Regions from separate parts of the Mus musculus genome. Here region 2 is linked to region 1. A link is a loop called in an ENCODE intact Hi-C map of the cell type or tissue named here. Cell type or tissue: left cerebral cortex. All regions are shown on one strand. Each heading gives the region's core, and the rest is flanking DNA. Links, peaks and the distances in the headings are about the cores only.

What was found. Hi-C counts contacts between places; a loop is a spot of excess contacts. Peaks named below come from ENCODE experiments on the same cell type or tissue, not always from the same donor. Only the 100,000 strongest peaks of a DNase experiment are listed, where the experiment ranks them.
Region 2: it touches region 1 in a loop (4-fold over the local background); 15 of 42 quality-filtered maps call a loop at or near these places.

Annotation. Positions count from the first base shown.
Region 1 is chr2:29,057,588-29,062,958 of GRCm38, forward strand. It overlaps Ttf1 (transcription termination factor, RNA polymerase I), which reads left to right and starts at 2,676. Exons shown (of 12, transcript NM_009442.2): 1 at 2,676-2,716. In left cerebral cortex, for the core only: a CTCF peak has its summit at 2,821; a DNase peak (open chromatin) is centred at 2,636; H3K4me3 peaks cover 1,381 bases; H3K27ac peaks cover 874 bases.
Region 2 is chr2:29,123,313-29,128,683 of GRCm38, forward strand. Setx (senataxin) reads left to right here and starts at 1,680. Exons shown (of 26, transcript NM_198033.2): 1 at 1,680-2,237; 2 at 2,540-2,651; 3 at 3,562-3,751. The coding sequence starts at 3,575. In left cerebral cortex, for the core only: CTCF peaks have their summits at 2,741 (motif pointing left), 4,428 (motif pointing right) and 5,047 (motif pointing left); a DNase peak (open chromatin) is centred at 1,716; H3K4me3 peaks cover 2,128 bases; H3K27ac peaks cover 1,391 bases.

The sequences.
Region 1 (5,371 bases), core at 105-5,104:
AGAGCTATGTAGCCCTAACTGGCTTGGAACTCACAGTGTAAGCCAAACTGGCCTGGAACTCAGAGATCCATTTGCCTCTGATGCCTGAGTGCCCCACTAAACAAACGTGTGTGTAATGATGCTTTGAGTGTCCAGAGCTCCTTTATAAAAACTTTTTAAAGACTTCTTTATGTGTATGAGTATTTTGCCTGCACATGTGTTTATGTACCTATGTCTTGTCTGAAGCCTGCAGAAGTCAGAAGAGGTTGTTGGATCCCATGGAACTGGAGTTATGGATGGTTGTGAGCTACCATGTGGGTGCTGGGTCCCCTGCAAGGGCAAACAAGTGTTCTTGTTTTTCTTCTTCTTAGATTTATTTATTATTATAAATAAGTGCACTGTGGCTGTCTTCAGACGCACCAGAAGAGGGCATCAGATCTCATTATGGATGGTTGTGAGCCACTATGTGGTTGCTGAAATTTGAACACAGGACCTTCAGAAGAGCAGTCAGTACTCTTACCTGCTGAACCATCTTGCCAGCCCCAAACAAGTGTTCTTAACCAATAAGCTGTCTCTCCTGCTCCATGTCCATGGATTTTAATGTGGTACAGTAATGATGTCTATTATGCAGACATATGAAAAATAAGAATTCTTTTTAGAGGCTCAATGGTTATTGGTTGCTCTTCCAGAGGACCTGGGTTCAATTCCCAGTACCCACATGGCAGCTCACAACAACTGTCTATAGCTCCAATTCCAGGGGATCTGACACCTTCACAAACACACATGCAGGCAAAACACCAATGCACATTAAATTTATAAAATTTTGAAAAAGAAAGAATTCTTTCTGTGAAATGCTTTATTTTATTGTACTCATATGGGTTTTGGCCTACAGGAAAGTCTATGCCCCACATATATGCAGTATATGTGAGTTCACTGATCCATCTTCAGCACTAAATGCAAAAACACCCACTTCCACAAGGCCCTGAGTTCATCATGGAGCAAGACACACTGATAACCAATCTGAACTCTGAATGTCAAGGCTTTACCGACCAGCAGTGGACACTGTCAGTACCAAAGCAGACAGCGCAAACTTCCAGCTGCTCAGACAAGCCTGACTCGGTGTGTTTGCTTACAGTTTTTCCAGATTGCTTCACTATGTAACCCAAACCTGTGATCCTCCTGCCTCAGCATTACAAATGCTGGAATTACAGGCATTTGTTACTACAGCTGGCAAATTGTGCATTTTTTTAAAGATTTACTTTTTTTTTATTTAATTTTATTTTTTTTTAGGTATTTTCCTCAAGATTTACTTTTTTAATGTATATAAGTGTTTTGCCTGCACATGATATGCATGTCTACCATATGTATACACCCAGTGCCCGAGAGGTCAGAGGAGGGCATTGGAGCCCATCCCCTGGAACTGGACTTATGGACAGCTGTAAGCCACCTCATAGGTGCTGGGAACTGAACCTGGGTCCTCTGGAAAAGCAGTAAGTGCTCTTAACCACTAAACCATCTCTCCAGCCCATTTTAATCAAAGGTGCTTAGTAGCTCACACAGAGGAACCCACAGTAGTTTGAAGAAAAGAAGAATAGTAGAGGGGAAAGCATGGATTGGAACCCTGGACCAGATAGATCATCTTACCAAAAGCCTCAAATTTTCCCACTACAAGAAGGGACTGAGGGCTGGTGAAATGGCTCAGTGGGTAAGAGCACCCGACTGCTCTTCCGAAGGTCCGAAGTTCAAATCCCAGCAACCACATGGTGGCTCACAACCATCTGTAACATGACCTGACGCCCTCTTCTGGAGTGTCTGGAGACAGCTACAGTGTACTTACTTACATATAATAAATAAATAAATCTTTAAAAAAAAAGAAGGGACTGAGACAGTATTACCTAATACAGATACCCACAACATAGGATTGTTGTAAGAGTCAAGAAGACAGCTTTTAGGCTGCTATACGGCTCAGTTGGTAGAGTGCTTGTTCAGCATGCATCAGTCCCTGGCACAGCATAAAACCTGGTATGATGGTACCTGCCTGTTATCTCAGTACTGAAAGTAGAGGCAAAGGAATGAGAAGTCCATGGTGAGTTTGAAGGCACCCTAGGCTACATGAGACCCTGTCTCAAATAAACAAGAGAAAAGCTTTCAACTTTTATGATCACCACACAAAAATGTAACTGTTTTAACGTTCCAGTGGTATAGATATTAGCTCTAATTTGATGGCTCAATTACATTTTTCACTTTTTTTTTTCTTTTCGAGATGGGGTTTTTCTGTGTAGCCTTGACTGTCCTGGACCAGGCCTCAAACTCATAGATCTGCCTTGCCTCTACTAGGATTAAAGGCATGTGCCACCACTGCCTGGCTGCTTATAAGCTAAGTTTTGGCTTATTATTATTATTATTATTATTATTACTACTACTACTACTATGAGAGTCTCACTGTATAGACTGGCTTCAAATTCTCTTTGTAGATCAGGCTTGCTTCAAGCTCACATATACCTGCCTGTGCTTCTGGAGGGCTGGGATTTGCCTGGGTTGCTTAATTAGAAGGGCACTCTTTTTCTCTATCCTATACGTAGCGTCACGACCATAGATAGACAACTACGCATGCGTCCAATCCTTGCGCGCCTCCATGTTACTATGGCAGCCGGATGCGCAGCTGGCCGGAAGTCAGTACAGTATTTCCGCCTAACAACACTTCCGGGTTGGAAGACGAGCGCTACATTGTCGCTGGGTAGGTTGGATGAGCTTTCCTTGAGTTTCTGCGCCCCAAGTGTGGCGGGCGGCTGCGCTGGTGCCACGTTCCGAGTGAGGCTGCGGCCTGAGGCGGTTGTGCCTGTTCCTCGCCGCCGGGGGCAGTGGGGGCCTGGGAGCCAGGCCGCGGCCCGCGGGTTCCTTCTAGTCTGTTCCTCCGGTCGCCGGCCCGGGACAGAGCAGGGTCAGTCAGAAGCTAGGGTGGTGAGCGGAGGTTGCGCGGGGCCGGAAGTGGGGTTAGTGGGTTAGGCGCTTTTCCGCTCCGTAGTTGAAGCTGAGCGCTTCTCGAGAAACTGCCGGGCTGTTTGGGAAGTTTGTGCGGAAGGGACGGTGGGACCCAGTTTGGAGTCCGTGACTGTACCCTGATAAAGTGGCTTTCGCACCGAGGCTAGTCATCGGGCTTAACGGCATCGCGAGGCCGTTAGGAAATCGGAACACTTCCCAAGACAGAGGATGTCAAGAAATGAACTGCAAGGGCCAGACCTTGTTATGAGGACCTGAAGGCCCTGGAGGTCTGAAAGGATGTTGATTTTACACGAAGAATAACAGACAAAAGAGTTGAGGTTGAGGAGATGGCTTAGCAAGTAAAATACTTGCACAAACATAGGACCGGAGTTTAAACTTTTAGCTTCTCCACTTACACCCTTTTTCCTGCGCATTTAGTGAGGATAAATAATTAAGCTCTAATGCATAAATCCCTCTCGTTCCTCAAGATTGGGTAAGGGTGTGAAGAGATGGTTCAGCGGCTAAGAGCACTTGTTGCTTGTGTAGAAGACTTGGGCCTGGTTCCCAGCAGCCAGTTCTATATAGTAGGTTACACCCATTTATGACTTAAGTTCTAGGGACCTCCACGAGCACCCAGCAGACAGGAGGTGCATTCATACACACAAAATATAATCCTTTTTTTTTTTCTTAATTACAAACAAGGTTCAGGAAAAGTGGTTGTAATTAATTGTTACCGAAGTGACCTCAGCCCTTGGCAAAAATTTCTCTGGGGCCCAAAAAGAGCTCAACAGCTTTAAAAGACAAACAAAAGCCCCCAATAAAAGAGTAACTAAATGTGTTATCACAATAAGGATGTGGAGGAAAATAGGGACCCGACTCCTAATGATGACTCCTAGGAGGGTCAGGAACCAGGGGAGCTCTGGCAGTGGTGCTCAGGGAAGAGACTGATGGATGGCTAGCATATCCATTTCCGTTTTACAGTTTGGTCCTACGCCATTTCAAGTGTTCAATAACTTCATCTGGCTAGTAGCTACCCTAGGGGACACTCGGGTCTAGAGAAACAGAACTTGTTCTGGAGAGTGTTCTGGTTCCAGCCGTGATTTTAATACAGCCCAACTGCCCACTTGTGGGTTTTCCTTCTGTTCTCAGCACAGGGACAGCCAAAAGGAAAGCATTAATTCATGCCAAAAAAAATGAAAACTACTAAGCAGAACCAGATTAGGTTCTGGGGCTACAGTGATTATGTAAGACTGTCTTAGATCCTTAGCCCTAGTTCACTCCTGCTGTGTCATACCTTGCAAAGTCTTTGAAAGGGTCCCCTGCGTCCCTAGGTACCACTTTCCAGATGGGGGATATTTCTGAGGGAGGAAGGTCTAAAACAGAGCTCTGGTACCCCATGGAAGGTGAAGGAACTGCCTTGTAGGTTCAAGTGTTCTTTCATGGCCTCCTCCCTCCAAAACACAGTTTTTACAGCTGCTGTGCACTGCCCAGTATGTTAGGTACCTTCTATAGGAAAGGTGCTTAGCATCTAGGTTGGCTGAAGCCTCTGGTGAGTGAGTGAGTGAGTGAGTGAGAGAGAGTGAGAGAGAGAGAGAGTGAGTGAGTGAGTGAGTGAGTGAGAGAGAGAGAGAGATTGGTTCCGAGTCTGTTAGTAAAACAAACTACAGGTCAGAACATAAAGATAGTGAGAAGAAATCTGAAACACTGTTTTTGGCTGGGTGTGGTGGTACACACCTTTAATCCTGTCTCCCAGGAGACAGAAGCGGTTGGATATCTGTGAGTATAAGGTCTGCCTAGTCTACAGAGGGGGAGTTTTAGGACAGCCAGGGTTACACAGAGACATTCCGTCTGGGGTTTTGGGAGGAGTGCACTGTTTTGAACCACATAAGTATGTCACCTAGTCAAAGATATATTCTAAATATTTATTCTAAATATTTGGACCCAGAAGCAACTCAGATTGAGGAGAGGAATATGAAATGTTTGTAGGTAATTCTTTTTTTTGTTTGTTTTCAAGACAGTGTTTCTCTGTGTAGCCTTGTAGCCTTGACTGTCTTGGAACTCACTCTGTAGACCAGGCTGGCCTCGAACTCAGAAATCCTCCTGCCTCTGCCTCCCAAGTGCTGGGATTAAAGGCGTGCGCCGCCACGCCCGGCTGATAATTCTTTATGTACTGGGGAGGAGGGTCTGAGGGAGGGATTCAGCATCCCACGCTGGCCTCAATCTTACTGTGTAGCTGAGAAGGATCCTCCTAGCTTCACTTCTCAGTGCTAGGTCACAGGTATGTGCAACTGTAGATTTATGGAGTTTTCTTGTTGTGCTGGTCACTATTAAGACACCTCTGCTCTCTTTGTCAGAGGCCAGTGACCCTGCATGAGGTCTGGGGGATATGAAGTGATGTCAAGATGAGACT
Region 2 (5,371 bases), core at 270-5,269, 66 kb after region 1:
TGATTTCATAAGTCAAAACATTTTTGTGCACCTTATAATTATTTTGGAGGGTATCCAGGCCTAAGTTATTCTATAGCAAATCACATGTGTATATATTATTTATATTTTATGTTATATAATTCTAAAAATATAATGTAACGTAATACTTATTTGTAATTATTATATATTTGCTTTTTATTTCATCTTTATGTGTAGGAGTGTTTTGCCTGCTTGTATGTGCACCCATTGCCGGCCCCAGAGAAGGGCATCTGTTCTCATCACTTAGGACCGAAGTTTCAGACAGATGTGAACTGCAATGTGGCGCTAGAAAATTAACTCTGGGTCCTCTGGAAGATCAGTAAGTGTTCCTAACTGCTGAGCTCTCGCTCCAGCGTCAGACTTGTGTTTCTTACACTCAAGAGTAACTTAGCATTTATGTCCTTTCACGAATAAAGCATGGTATATTGCTGAAGTCTGAAATCTGGGTTACGAATTCTGCCAGGATCTGTATCATCAGGGACAAGGAACTGCGGGTAGTTTCTATCATTTCCCCTCATTTCTGAAAATTTCAGTTAGCTATCAAGAGTCTTGTTTAAAAAAAAACTATCATAAATGTGTTACTTTAAAAACCATGCATACATATAGTGCTTCTAGTTTGAAACCACTTTCTGCAACTTTGATTTTGATAGAAACCTTTGACGAAATGAAAAAAAAGGGGGGGGGGAGAAAATAACGGTCAGCTTCAACTGCCGCTTCCTGATTGGCTAAAGCCCCTCTAACGGTCATCTGCTGCCTTATAAACCACACCCCCTTTTCTGGAACGTTCCTTAGAGCTTTACCCTCGTGCTTCAGGCGCTGGCTTCTCATTCTGCGTTAAGGTTCTCCAGGGTAGGAAGGTCTCTGACCCACCTGCCACCTCTAAGAGCCTTGTTCTTTTCTGTGGCGTTGGCAATGGAACCCAGTGTTACAGTGTGACAGGTGAGTGCTCCTGAGTTACTTTCTTGCACACTTTCCTTTAAAAAAAAAAAAAAAAGGAAAAAAAAAAAAAGAAAAAGAAAGAATGTTAACTTTTAATTTTTGGTTAATTTAGGCCTCCAAATCGCTGACCTCCAGGTCTGGAGTTGAAACCTCATCACACCCTTTCCTTTTTAAAAAAAAGAATTATTTTAATTTTAAAATTTTGGTGAATGTAATGTAGGCCTCGAAATCGCTTTCTGTACGAGGCTGGCCTTTGGGCCTGGATGCGCTGGCTTTAAGCCTTCTGAGTACAGGGACCACAGGCTGCCGGGCTTGTAAAGTGATTTGTTTTTTTCCTAAATTCCGTTTTTGAGGAGGAGAGGTTTTGGGCCACCCAACTGTCCTTTGGGAAATCTGACATGACTGTGTTCCATTATCGGAGCCTGTTCTGGGTCGGAAACGGGCAGAGCCCTCGACTTGGGGCGCCCTTGCAGAATCACGCACACATTTTATTGTTTAGGTTTCGGACGGAAACGTGACAGACGTCGCGGACGTTGGGGAGCGGAAGAGCCCAAAGGGAACCAGCAGGTAAGCATCTCCCCGAAGAGGGTCGGGGAAGGGGCGGGGTGAGAAAGGGGGCGGGACGAGGAAAGGGGCGGGGACAGGCTCCTCGGCTAATTTACCGCTCCTTTGGACGGGAGTCCTTGATTGGTCGGACTTACCCCCCTCGTTCCGGAAGTGACGCCACTCAGCGGTCAGGCCGGTTGTTCCCCGCTGCTGCACTTTCCACCTCCCGTCCGCCCCCATGGTCCGCCCCCTTGGTGTACCACAACAAGCCGGCTCTGGCGGGGGCGGGCTGAGGGCGGGGTCCGCTCTCGCGGCAGCGGCGGGTTGGGCGTTGGGCGTCGCCTTGCCCTTCCGTCTGCTGTTCTAGCGGGGGGCATGGAGGTGGGTTAGCGCGCTGCAGCCGGGCCTAGCCGGGGTGAGACGCGCCGCGGACAAGCCGCGAGCGGGCGAACGAGCAGGAGAGGAGAGCGCGTGCGCGGTGAGGGGCGCGCGGCTTACTGCCGTTGGGAACTTGCGCGCGGCCTGCGGGAGCGGGCGCCTGCTGTGACCCTTCTGGAGAGCTGCGTTTGGTGAGAGCGGCGGCTTGCCGCTGCTACCAAGGGCGGGCAGCGCTTGGTGTTTCCTGCAAGCGAGGCCCGCCCCCGGATCTCTGCTGTTCTGGCATCAGCACCGCCGGCCCTGGGCAACGATGTACAGCGAGGACCCTTAGCTTCGGGGCGAGGGAGGCCTCCCGGGTAAGGATCCGACCCTCTGTCCTGGCGTCGCTTCCGCATGGGCACCCGGACGCCCTCCCCGCCGTACCAGGCGTTGCGGTGTGGACAGCCTCCCGTACGCCCACAGCGGATGTGATCAAGTGCCTATTTGGCCCCTGGAGGAGAACAGTCCCTAGGGAAGTTGGGGGGGGGGATCAGTGTTAAGCCGTTCCCCCCAGTAGTGTGTGGATCTAACCTGACCTAGGTAACTCATTAGATGACACAAGGCCCAGGTGAGATGCATAATGTAAGGGACATTTTATCAGTTTTTATTTTAATTTCAGAAATGTTCTTTTTGGGGGCCAAAGTGTGAATCTGTCTGAATGCAGAGCCACATCTCACAGATAAGCCCAGCAATCACAAAGAGCATCACTTCTCTGTAGGACCTTGGTCAAGGTAATTGTCTTATTAAACAATAACTTCTTTTTTAGTTATTTGATAAGTACTAGAGTTAAAAATGTGGCATAGATCCATACCTTGACATGCCCTCTTCTGGTGTGTCTGAAGATAGCTACACTGTACTCATATAAATAAAACAAATCTTTAATTTTTTTTTTAAAATAAGTCTAATGTGTGCAGTAACCTCTGGCAGCATTTTGTTAGGAATTTTTGGAGGTAGGTCAGGTGAGGCAGAGAGATTAGACTTAGTAATTCGGGCAAATGATGAAAGAATAGGAAGACTCAAGAAAGGAGGAGTGCTAGACTCAGATGCAGCAGAGGAGAGGGACAAGGTGATCCTGAGGTTACTGCTCTAGAGATGGAGTTGGTGTCAGCACTCTCAATGGAGCACTTAGTGAAATATTTATTTTTTTAATAATTTACTTTTTATGCATATTGGTGTTTTGCCTGCATGTGTCTGTGTGAGGGTGTCAGATCTCCTGGACTGGTCGTTACCGGGAATTGAACCTGGGACCTCTGGAAGAGCATCCTGTGCTTTTAACCCCTGAGGCATCTCTCCAGCCCATACCTTGTCCTCTAGGCTCCAGATGCCTATACTCCACTTTTTCTGCTGTTCTTCTGGTCATCTCATGGTACTGGCATCTCCAAAACACTGTTCCGCTGTAGCTAGGCTTCACCAATAGCCTCTCATAGGCTCTCTTCATGGTACCAAGCCTCAACTCCTTTGCATGACCCCTACTCTGCTACTGTGCTTCACCTCTGCCTTGCTTTCAGATTTGGGTTTAATCAGTTAAGATGGACCAACAGAGTATTTTGGCTGTGGAGGCAGTTTCTAGATGAAGTAGAAAGTCGTAAAGAGTAAGTCTTGAGTGTTAAATTTTCTGTAAGTGTCCCTTGTTCTTTTTAGCTACAGGTGCAGCATGAGCACATGCTGTTGGTGTACTCCAGGTGGGTCTTCCACCATTGATGTCCTAAAGCGCTATGCATCTAGCACTGGGTCAAGTGAATTTCAGACAGCTGATGAAGACCTCTGCTACTGCTTAGAGTGTGTGGCTGAGTACCACCGAGCCAGAGATGAGGTGCCGTTCTTGCACGAGGTAATTTGCAGTAGCTCTTAAACAGGAAGACAAAGTGGAGCTTACTGTCGGAAGGAAGCATTCAGGGAAATTTGATCCTAACTAAAGTGTTGAAATCTAGTCCCACTCCAGCACCTAGCACCCCAGTATATAACAGATGCTGTGACTACTTTGGGCTTGAATTGAAACTTAAAAGTGCAGTTTCATGATCTGTCAGTTGCAGTTATTTTGTTATAAATTTTTTTTTAGTTTTTCGAGACAGGGTTTCTCTGTGTAGCCCTGGCTGTCCTGGAACTCACTCTGTAGACCTGGCTGGCCTTGAACTCAGAAATCTGCCTGCCTCTGCCTCCTAAGTGCTGGGATTAAAGGTGTGCACCACCACTGCTCAGTGGGGGGTTGGAAGGGGTGGGAGGGGGAAGGGAGGAAGAGAGAACAAGAAGCAGAGATTGATGTTGGGTGTCTTCCTTGATTGAGCTCCACCTTAGTTTTTGAAACAGGGTCTCAATTGAATAATTCAGGTAGAATGGTTGACCACCAAGTTCCAGGGATCTCTCTGTCTTAGCCTGGTACTGGGATTACAGACAGATGCTGGTGCACCCAGTTTTGTTTTTGTTCTTGTTTTTGGTTTTTTTTTTAAAGATTTATTATATCTAAGCACACTGTAGCTGTCTTCAGATGTACCAGAAGAGGGCGTCAGATCGCATTACGGATGATTGTGAGGTACCATGTGGTTGCTGGGATTTGAACTCAGGACCTTCAGAAGGGCAGTCGGTGCTCTTAACCAATGAGCCATCTCTCCAGCCCCCCAGTTTTTTTTTTTATATAAGCTAGGAAAATGTACTGGCTGGTTTTGTGTGTCAACTTGATACAGGCTGGAGTTATCACAGAGAAAGGAGCTTCATGTGAGATAATGTTTCCATGAGATCCAGCTGTAAAAGCATTTTCTCAGTGATTAAGCAGGGAGGGCCCCTTGTGAGTGGTGCCATCCCTGGGCTGTTAGTCCTGGGTTCTATAAGAAAGCAAGCTGAGCAAGCCAGGGAAGCAAGCCAGTAAGAAATATCCCTCCATGGCTTCTGCATCAACTCCTGCTTCCTGACCTGCTTGAGTTCTAGTCCTGACTTCCTTGGTGATGAACAGCAGTATGGAAGTGTAAGCTGAATAAACCCTTTCCTCCTCAACTTGCTTCTTGTTCAGGAATAGAAACCCTGACTAGGGCTGGAGAGATGGCTCAGTGGTTAAGAGCACCGACTGCTCTTCTGAAGGTCCCGAGTTCAAATCCCAGCAACCACATGGTACCTCACAACCATCCATAACGAGATCTGACGCCCTCTTCTGGTTCATCTGAAGACAGCTATAGTGTACTTAGATATAATAATAAATAAAAATCTTTTTTTTTGTTTGTTTGGTTTTGTTTTGTTTTTCGAGACAGGGTTTCTCTGTGTAGCCCTGGCTGTCCTGGCACTCACTTTGTAGACCAGGCTGGCCTCGAACTCAGAAATCTGCCTGCCTCTGCCTCCGGAGTGCTGGGACTAAAGGCATGCGCCACCACGCCCATAAATAAAAATCTTAAAAAAAAAAAAAAAGAAACCCTGACTAAGACAAGAAATAAATTCAGATCCTCAAGGAAATCACTTCACTGAC